2 separate regions of the Homo sapiens genome follow, and region 1 is linked to region 2. The links are chromatin contacts, found by Hi-C or POLR2A ChIA-PET in ENCODE. All regions are on one chromosome and are shown on one strand. The core of a region is the stretch at or near the end of the contact, and the rest is flanking DNA. Distances in the headings are between cores, read along the strand shown. Region 1 overlaps PRRC2B (proline rich coiled-coil 2B). Region 2 has its middle 24 kb from the start of FAM78A.

What was found. Hi-C counts contacts between places; a loop is a spot of excess contacts on that map. ChIA-PET counts read pairs that join two places held with the same protein, here RNA polymerase II (POLR2A). Pooled maps may share reads with other maps.
Region 1: a pooled map shows a loop between it and region 2 (2.2-fold over the local background). The contact joins two enhancer-like sites. A Hi-C loop is called at or near these places in 1 of 50 pooled maps. POLR2A ChIA-PET finds 5 or more read pairs at or near these places in 3 of 52 experiments (activated B cell, activated CD4-positive, alpha-beta T cell and activated CD8-positive, alpha-beta memory T cell).

Annotation. Positions count from the first base shown.
Region 1 is chr9:131,440,035-131,444,230 of GRCh38, forward strand. PRRC2B (proline rich coiled-coil 2B) reads left to right here. Exons shown (of 32, transcript NM_013318.4): 6 at 4,151-4,196. Among named protein-coding and RNA genes, the nearest start is that of SNORD62A, 44 kb to the right of the region's middle. Within about 2 kb of position 1,582, at least 3 of the 41 ENCODE cell types and tissues checked have a DNase peak (open chromatin) inside an H3K27ac peak, as active enhancers do.
Region 2 is chr9:131,250,903-131,255,116 of GRCh38, forward strand. No RefSeq gene overlaps it. Among named protein-coding and RNA genes, the nearest start is that of FAM78A, 24 kb to the right of the region's middle. RefSeq lists a silencer at 1,712-2,028 and enhancers at 1,735-1,784, 2,980-3,481. Within about 2 kb of position 1,854, at least 19 of the 41 ENCODE cell types and tissues checked have a DNase peak (open chromatin) inside an H3K27ac peak, as active enhancers do.

The DNA.
Region 1 (4,196 bases), core at 332-2,831, 190 kb after region 2:
ATGCACCACCACGCCTGGCTTATTGATTAATTGATTGACTGAGTGATTGATTGGTTGCGACGAGATCTCACTATGTTGCTCAGGCTGGTCTCCAACTCCTGGGCTCAAATGATCCTCCTACCTTGGCCTCCCAGAGTGCTGGGATTACAGACGTAAGCCACCGTGCCTGACCTCAAAAGGGTCTTTGAAGATGCTTTATGAAGAGCATTCACTGGACTTGTAACTGGTTCTTTGGCTTTCCATATCTTATATTTCTGTAAGGTTAGAATTTTTTGTTTTGTTTTTGTTTTTTTTGAGACAGAGTCTTGCTTTGTCACACAGGCTGGAGTGCAGTGGCACAATAGCTCACTGCAACCTCCATAAGGTTAGAATTTTTAAAAATAGATAGAATATATTAATTTTTATTTAAAAAGAACTACAAAAATTAAAAGAAAAACTTCTGTATAAATTGGCCCAACTCCTATGGAAGCCAGTTTGGCGCTGCCTGGCAAAATAATAACACATAATACCCTTTGACCTAGCAAGTGCACCCTGAGGAAATTGCTCTACAAATTATACTCGCCCGTGTGTGAAATGACTTGCGCATAAGATTATTCACTGCAACATTATAATAGCAAAAGATTGCAAACAGTCCCTTGAAATGCCTGTAAAATTATGGTACTTTAATGAAATGTGATTTGGCTATAAAGAAAAAAAGCAGAAGTTTTCTATTGATTTGGCAAGATCTTCAGGTGAAAAAAAGTACAGAATGGTATGTATAGTATCTTAACCATTTGTGTAAAAAATGGGGGTGAGGGCTGGACACCTGTAATCCCAGGACTTTGGGAGGCTGAGGCAGAAGGATTGCTTGAGTCCGGTAGTTCGAGACCAGCCTGGGCAACATGGTGAAACCCTGTCTCTACAAGAAATACAAAAAATCAGCCAAGTGTGGTGGCAGACACCTGTAGTCCCAGCTACTTGGGAGGCTTGAGGCAGGAGAATCACCTGAGCACCAGAGGTGGAGGCTGCAGTGAGCTGTGGTCACACTCCTGTACACCAACCTGGGTGACAGAGCAAGACCCTATCTTAAAGGACAAAACAGAAAAATGGGAGTGAGAAAAAATACACTTCTAAAAAATGTTGTATATGCATGTTTTAAAAGCCACCCATCTGTATACTGATGTATATGTGTTTAAAAATCTCCAGAAGGTAACAGAAAACTGCCAGTTTTTTTGAGGGAGTCAGAAGGGGGCAAATGGGCATAGGGGTGAGAGGAAGGCTTCTGTGTCTACCTTTACATGGTGTTCACTTCTGAACCATGTCACTGTGTTACCTATAAAAAATGTAGGTAATGTAACTGTATCACAATAAAGCTTGATGGAGAAAATAATTTTAAACTGGACGTGGTGGCACACACCTGTTATCCCAGCTACTTGGAAGGCCAAGGTGAGAGGATTGGTTGAGCCCAGGAGTTTAAGTCCAGCCTGAAAAACATAGCAAGACCCTTTCTCTACACAAAATTTAAAAAAACAAAGAAAATAATTGCAGGCAGAAACCTGCCAGCCCACAGAATCGACACACTGGGCAGGGTGGGGGCCAAGTGTAAAAGTCAGTTTCAGTTCCCCCTCTCGTGCTAGAGTCATGCATCTGTGACACTGTCAGGAGTGTGGGGATTTGAGGGTGTTGCCCACAAGTGTTTTCATGACTCTTTGGAATTCAAAAGGACTTTTCCTGAATTGATAGACTCAGTTGATAGGTCACCTGAAACAGACCCAGGAGACCTGATTGCATGTTTGGGCAGAGGTCAGAGGCTCAGATACCAGCTGCTGCCCCACCAGTGGCTCAGCCTGTGACCTCGGAAGAAGCCCCCTGACTTTCCTGCCTCAGTTTCTCATGGCAGAGAACAGATGGCAGGTGAACATCATAAAACATTGGGACCTTATGAATACTGGTATTTTGGTGTGAGATTTTTTTTTTTCCTACCCTTTATCCTTATTAAGATTAATTCATGCTTACAATAATATATTCATGATTCTCGAAGCAGAAGAAAGAGATGGAACAGCAATGTTGGACAGGTGCTGGTTTTTTTCCTAATTTCAAATCTACCTTTTTTTTTGTTTGTTTGTTTGTTTTTTTTTAGGCAGGGTTTCATTCTGTTGCCCAGGCTGGAGTGCAGTAGTGCAGTTTTGGCTCACTATAGCTTCAGTCTTCTGGGCTCAAGCAATCTTCCCGCCTCAGCCTCCCAAGTAGATGGGACTACAGGCATGCACCACCATGCCCGGCTAATTTTTGTGATTTTTGTAGAGATGGGGTTTCATCATGTTGTCCAGGCTGGTGATACTGTATTTTAAAAATACAGTTTTTATTTGATTCTTGCCAGTGACCTTCTACCATAATGAAGCGACTCTGAGTCAGAGCCCCCTTCACAGAGCACTGGAGCTCCTTCATGACACTTAGAGTCCATCTCTGGCTGGTCATTGGTGAATGGTGTCCAGTCTTACCGTCAGGTTTATTTGACCCTGGACCTTTTTACTAAGGGAGTGGCAAGCGAATTGCTGCCACGTGCTTGTGTGGTGATCCAGCCGCGCCTTTCCGGCACAGTCGGCTTTAGTGAACAGGCCCGTGGATCAGTGGTGCTAAGAATAATTTAAACTACTTAGGGGAAGATTTGGGTTTAGCTGTATAGGGAACAAGGCATTCCACAGGGGGCCATTTGTTGTGTGGTGTCGCCACTGTTCCTAGATTGCTCCTGTCTGGAGTGTGCTGCATATTCCAGATCAAAAGACGTGCCATTTTTAATCTGTTCATCCAAAAATGGTGGCAGAACCTCTGTGCTAAGTTTTCTGTGTAAGGGAACAACATTAGGAAAGGCTTCTTCTCTAAAGCAGGTTGTAATGTCAAGGAATGAATGAAAGAATGAAGAAATAAACTGTTCCCAGGATTATAAGAGTGAAATGTTTGGCCTTGTAGGGCTCAAGGAACTTAGTACAAAATGCGGAAGGACAGGTGAATGAGGAGTTACTCATGTGTATAAATCTAATTTCCACCTGATCTTACCACATTTGATGGTAGAAAGCAGCATTTGTTTATTTTATTTTATTTATTTTATTTTATTTTATTTTATTATTTTTTTTTTTTGAGACGGAATCTCGCTCTGTTGCCCAGGCTGGAGTGCATTGGCACGATCTCGGCTCACTGCAAGCTCCATCTCCTGGGTTCACGCCATTCTCCTGCCTCAGCCTCCCGAGTAGCTGGGACTACAGGCGCCCGCCACCACGTCTGGCTAATTTTTTTTTGTATTTTTAGTATAGATGGGGTTTCACCATGTTAGCCAGGATGGTCCCGATCTCCTGACCTCATGATCCGCCCGCGTCGGCCTCCCAAAGTGCTGGGATTACAGGCGTGAGCCACCACGCCTGGCCTATTTTTTTATTTTTAGAGAGAGGGTCTCACTTTGTCACCCAGACTGGAGTGCAGTGGCACGTTTTCGGCTCACTGCAACCTCCACCTCCCGGGCTCAAGTGATCCTCCCACCCCAGCCTCCTGAGTAGTTGGGACTACAGGCGCCCGCCACCAGACTAATTTTTTGTATTTTTTGGTAGAGACAGGGTTTTGCCATGTTGCCCAGGCCGGTCTTGAACTCCTGAGTTCAAATGATCCACCCACCTTGGCCTCCCAAAGTGCTAGGATTACAGGTGTGAGCCACTGTGCCAGGCAAAAGCAGCATCTTAATCCTTTTGGGGTGGACTGGGGCAGGGATGGCAGCACACTCTGTAGGTGTTGCCTCCACAGGAAAGCAGTTGCCTTCTTGGCCTCCCCTGGGCTGATTTTATAGGAGGCTGTGCTTGTCTGTGGCCCCAGGCAGTCAGTAGAACCTTCCCTGCTGGGGCAGGCTGTGGCCTGGAGCGGCTGTGATGTCTTACCTCTTTCCATTTGTAAGCAGGCACTGGTCCTTGCAGGTCAGCTGGGAAGGGGCATGATGCTGTCAGCAGCAGTCTCCCTTGCCACCCTCAGCACCCTCGTGGCATCTGCCAGCACAGAGCACCCTTGTGACAAGACTCCCTTCAAAAGCCCACTTCCAGGCAACACGGCTTTCAAGGTGTGGAGCTGGGAAGCAGACGACTGTTGACTCCATCTCACTTCCTCCATGTCTACCCCGTCTTCTTGACAGGTTTAAGGGGCTCAAGCCGACTGTTATCCTTCTCTCCCGAGGAATT
Region 2 (4,214 bases), core at 604-3,103:
ACTGCCTGCCAAGGAGGCAGGCGGCCAGCCACAGTTCTGACTCCAGGAGCCACATGTACCTATGCCTTTTTTTTGGGACAGAGTCTCGCTGTTTTTGCCTGGGCTGGAGTGCAATGGCGAAATCTCGGCTCACTGCAACCTCCGCCTCCCGGGTTCCAGCAATTCTCCTACTTCAGCCTCCTGAGTAGCTGAGATTACAGGAGCCTGCCACCACCCTGGCTAATTTTTGTATTTTTAGTAGAGATGGGGTTTCACCATGTTGGCCAGGCTGGTCTCGAACTCCTCACTTCAGGTGATCCACCCGCCGCGGCCTTTCAAAGTGCTGGGATTATAGGCGTGAGCCACCGCACCCGGCCGCACCTATGCTTTTGATGATGAGTCCAATGACAGTGATTGCGGTTAACACGGATCAAACCTTAGGCACTGGCTGCCCACCTCGGTCAGGCTGCAACCAGGAAGGAGGCAGCCCACCCTCCAAGGGACACGTGGTCCACATGAGCAGCTCGGCCAGGGGCCTTTCTTCCACCCACCTCATCTATCTGCCTCATTTATACCAAGTGGGCCCGGGACAGATGCCGGCCACGGCGCTGCACAGCCTCAAAGCATGTCCAGCAAGATGGCCTGTGGGGTGGGGGACCTCACCCCTTGTATTGTTTTGTCCTCTCAAAGTCTCAGCTAAAATTGGGGCAGCAAATAAAAGCTTTTTGGGCGGTGGGGGGTGGGGCAGGGATCGGGTCTCGCTGTGTGACCCAGGCTGGAGTGCAGTGGTGCAATCACAGCTCACTGCAGCCTTGAACTCCTGGGCTCAAGCAATCCTCCTGACTCAGCCTCCGGAGGAGCTGGGATTACAGGCATGCCCCATCACGCTGGGCTAATTTTTTCTATTTTTTGTAGAGATCAGGGTCTTACTATGTTGCCCAGGCTGGTCTCCACTCCTGGGCTCAAGTAATCCTCCTGCCTTGGCCTCCCAAAGTGGTGGGATTACAGGCATGAGCCGTGGCGCCCAGTCAAGAAAACCATTTTATCATCCTGTTACAACAAGGTCAATAATAGGTGTTAGCTATTGGCGGTTCTGTGCTGAGGGCCTTGCCTGATGACCCCCCGGAACCCTCCTCCCTGTGAGGAAAGCGTAACCCTGTCTTGCAGATGAGGAAACCGAGGCTCAGTGGTGCCGCCGAATCACTCGGATTTGCTAAGCGCTTACTCTGGGCTGGGCACTTGTCCAGAAGCTCAGGACCATCGGCTTCACGTGCCTCCGCAATCTCGTGAGGTGAGGAACCACCTCCGTCCCCACTCCATGTCCTAGGAAACCGAGACCTGAGAGGAGGGGGACTTGCTCAAGGTCACAGCCGTAGAGGCACCGCCCGCCCAGGAGGGCTCACATGACCCTCTCCGGCCTCCAGGCCCAGCTGCAAGAGGAAGCACCGTCCTGGGGAGCCCGGAGACCCAGGCCCCCCTCACAGGCGAGGGGCTGGCACGCGGCCTCTGGAGGAACTTCTGGCCTTCACCGTCTCCGCCTGGTCACTCGTCAATGGCCGGCTGCCTTCTGGAAAGCTGCTGCTGCGCGACAGTGACCCTGGGTGGAGTGAGGCATCCACGGGTGCTCGCTCCCAGAGATGGAGGCCGGAGCCCTGAGCAGAGGCGCCGGCTGTGCCCCGGTCCTCTGTGGCCCCCAGGGCTGCAGAGCTGGGCAGGTCGATTCCCTTGTCACTCCTAAAAGAACATTTGAAGCCCCCAGCAGGCTGGTGTGGGCACCCCAGTTCCTCAGCTACTCTGGGCTCTCCTTCCCCAGAGGCTGTGGGACCTGCCTTCCGGCCTCCGTCACATGACCGCACAGCGAGGAGGCGCTTCTGTGAACCAGGAGGTGGCCCTCACCACGCAGAAACTGTGGGCGCCTTCATCTTGGACTTCCAGCCTCCAGAACTGTGAAGGATTGGTTTCTGTGGTTGACGAGGCATCCGGTCTATGGTTACTTTATTCTAGAGCCCAACTGGGCCAAGGTGATTGTACGTATCTGTGAATATACTAAAACCATAGAACCGTACACTTTCTATTTGCTTTTATTTTGTGAGACAGGGACTCACTGTCGCCCAGCTGGAGTGCGGTGGCACGATCAGGGCTCGCTGCAGCCTCGACCTCCCACCTCATTCTCCTGAGTAGCTGGGATGACGAGAATGTGCCACCGCGCCCAGCTAATTTTTGTTGTTGTTGTTAGCTTTTTGAGATGGAGTCTCACTCTGTCACCCAGGCTGGAGTGCAGTGGCACAATCTCGGCTCACTGCAACCTCTGCCTCCCGGGTTCAAGCAATTCTCTGACTCAGCCTCCCGAGTAGCTGGGGTTACAGGCGCCCGCCATCACACTCAGCTAATTTTTGTATTTTTAGTAGAGACAGGGTTTCTCCCTCTTGGCCAAGCTGGTCTTGAACTCCTGACCTTGTGATCCACCTGCCTCAGCCTCCCAGAGTGCTGGGATTACAGGCATGAGCCACTGAGTCTGGCCTATGCCTGGCTAATTTTTAAGTTTTTTTGTAGAGATGGGGTCTCACTATGTTGCCCAGGCTGGTCTCAAACTCCTGAGCCCAAGATCCTCCCACTTCGGTCTCCCAGAGTGCTGGGATTACAGGCAGGAGCCACTGCACCGGCCAGAACCGTACACTTTTTTTTTTTTTTTTAAATGGAGTCTTTGTCACCCAGGCTGGAGTGCAGTGGTGCAATCTCACTGTAACCTCTACCTCTCAGGTTCAAGTGATTCACCTGCCTCAGCCTCCTGAGTAACTGGGATTACAGGCGTGTGCCACCATGCCCTGCTAATTTTTGTATTTTTTTCAGTAGAGACAGGAGTTCGCCATGTTGACCAGGCTGGTCTTGAACTCCTGACTTCAGGTGATCTGCCCGCCTTGGCCTCCCAAAGTGCTGGGATTACAGGCAGGAGCCACCACACCCAGCCAGAACCGTACTTTAAATAGGTGAGTTGTGTGGTATGTGAACTGTATCCCAATAAAGCTGAGGTAAAGCATTTTAATACGTTTGTGTGACTGTCTGACCAGCATTCAGTCTGCATTTGTCATGGATGCTGAGAATCCCACATCACTAAGCCAGGCCCCTGTGGTCTAGATGTTGCAGAAGAATTGAGCCGTATTTAGAGAGAAGAGTCCCTGGTCTCTGAGCTAAGCCCTGGTGCTCAGTGTGATTATTCTGGGGGCTCCATTTGCATGTTTAACACGGAGCACAACTGCTATGCCTTTGCTGGGCCCCGGACCGGGGAGGACAGGGTAAGTGTGCGTGTCTCTGGCCTGACGATTAGGAAACTCAGGCATGTGAGGTTGAGCGACAAGCCTGGCCTCACTCAGCAAGGCAAGTGGCAGCCAGGAATAGTGCAGGGCTCCCAGCTGTGTCTGGCCCGCCGTAAACACCCACCCTTCTTCTGTCTGATTGAAAAGGGAACATGAAATAAGAACCAGGGCTCAGGCTGATACAGGAACTAATCCTGCCTCTGCATTCCAAGTCGTGCCGTCTGGGCCTGAAGGGAGCTGGGCTGGCCTTCGCCAGTTCCCATGTTGATTTCGGGTTCACCTCCCTGCACACAGGCACAGAGATGGAGTTCATTCACTCCGACGTGTTCGCTTGCATTTAGTAGTTTCCATCGGCCGGGCGCAGTGGCTCAAGCCTGTAATCCCAGCACTTTGGGAGGCCGAGGCGGGCAGATCACTGAGGTCAGGAGTTCGAGACCAGCCTGGCCAACGTGGTGAAACCCCATCTCTACTAAAAATATAAAAATTAGCCGGGCGTGGCGTGGAGCGCCTGTAATCCCAGCTAGTCAGGAGGCTGAGGCAGAATTGCTTGAACCCGGGAGGCAGAAGTTGCAGTGAGCTGAGATTGCACCATTCCACTCCAGCCTAGGGGACAAGAGTGAAACTCCGTCTCAAAAAAAAAAAGTTTCCATCGTCCAGGGTCAACAGGGCTGCTAAGGACTCGGACTCAGCGTCATGCCGAGGAACCTTAGCAACAGGACAGCTGAGGGCAGTCTGGTAGAACTGGGGTACCAGAAGGCTGGGGTGTCATAGAAGGAGCTGAGACAAAGCACGGGGTCAAAGGCCGGGTGTTTGAAACCAGCCTAGCTCTGCATCTTCCCAGAAAAGTGACCTTTGGCAAGCCCCTTGGTCCCTTCTGTGGGGCAGCGTCCTCACTGATTGAAGGGGAAGAGCATACTTGAA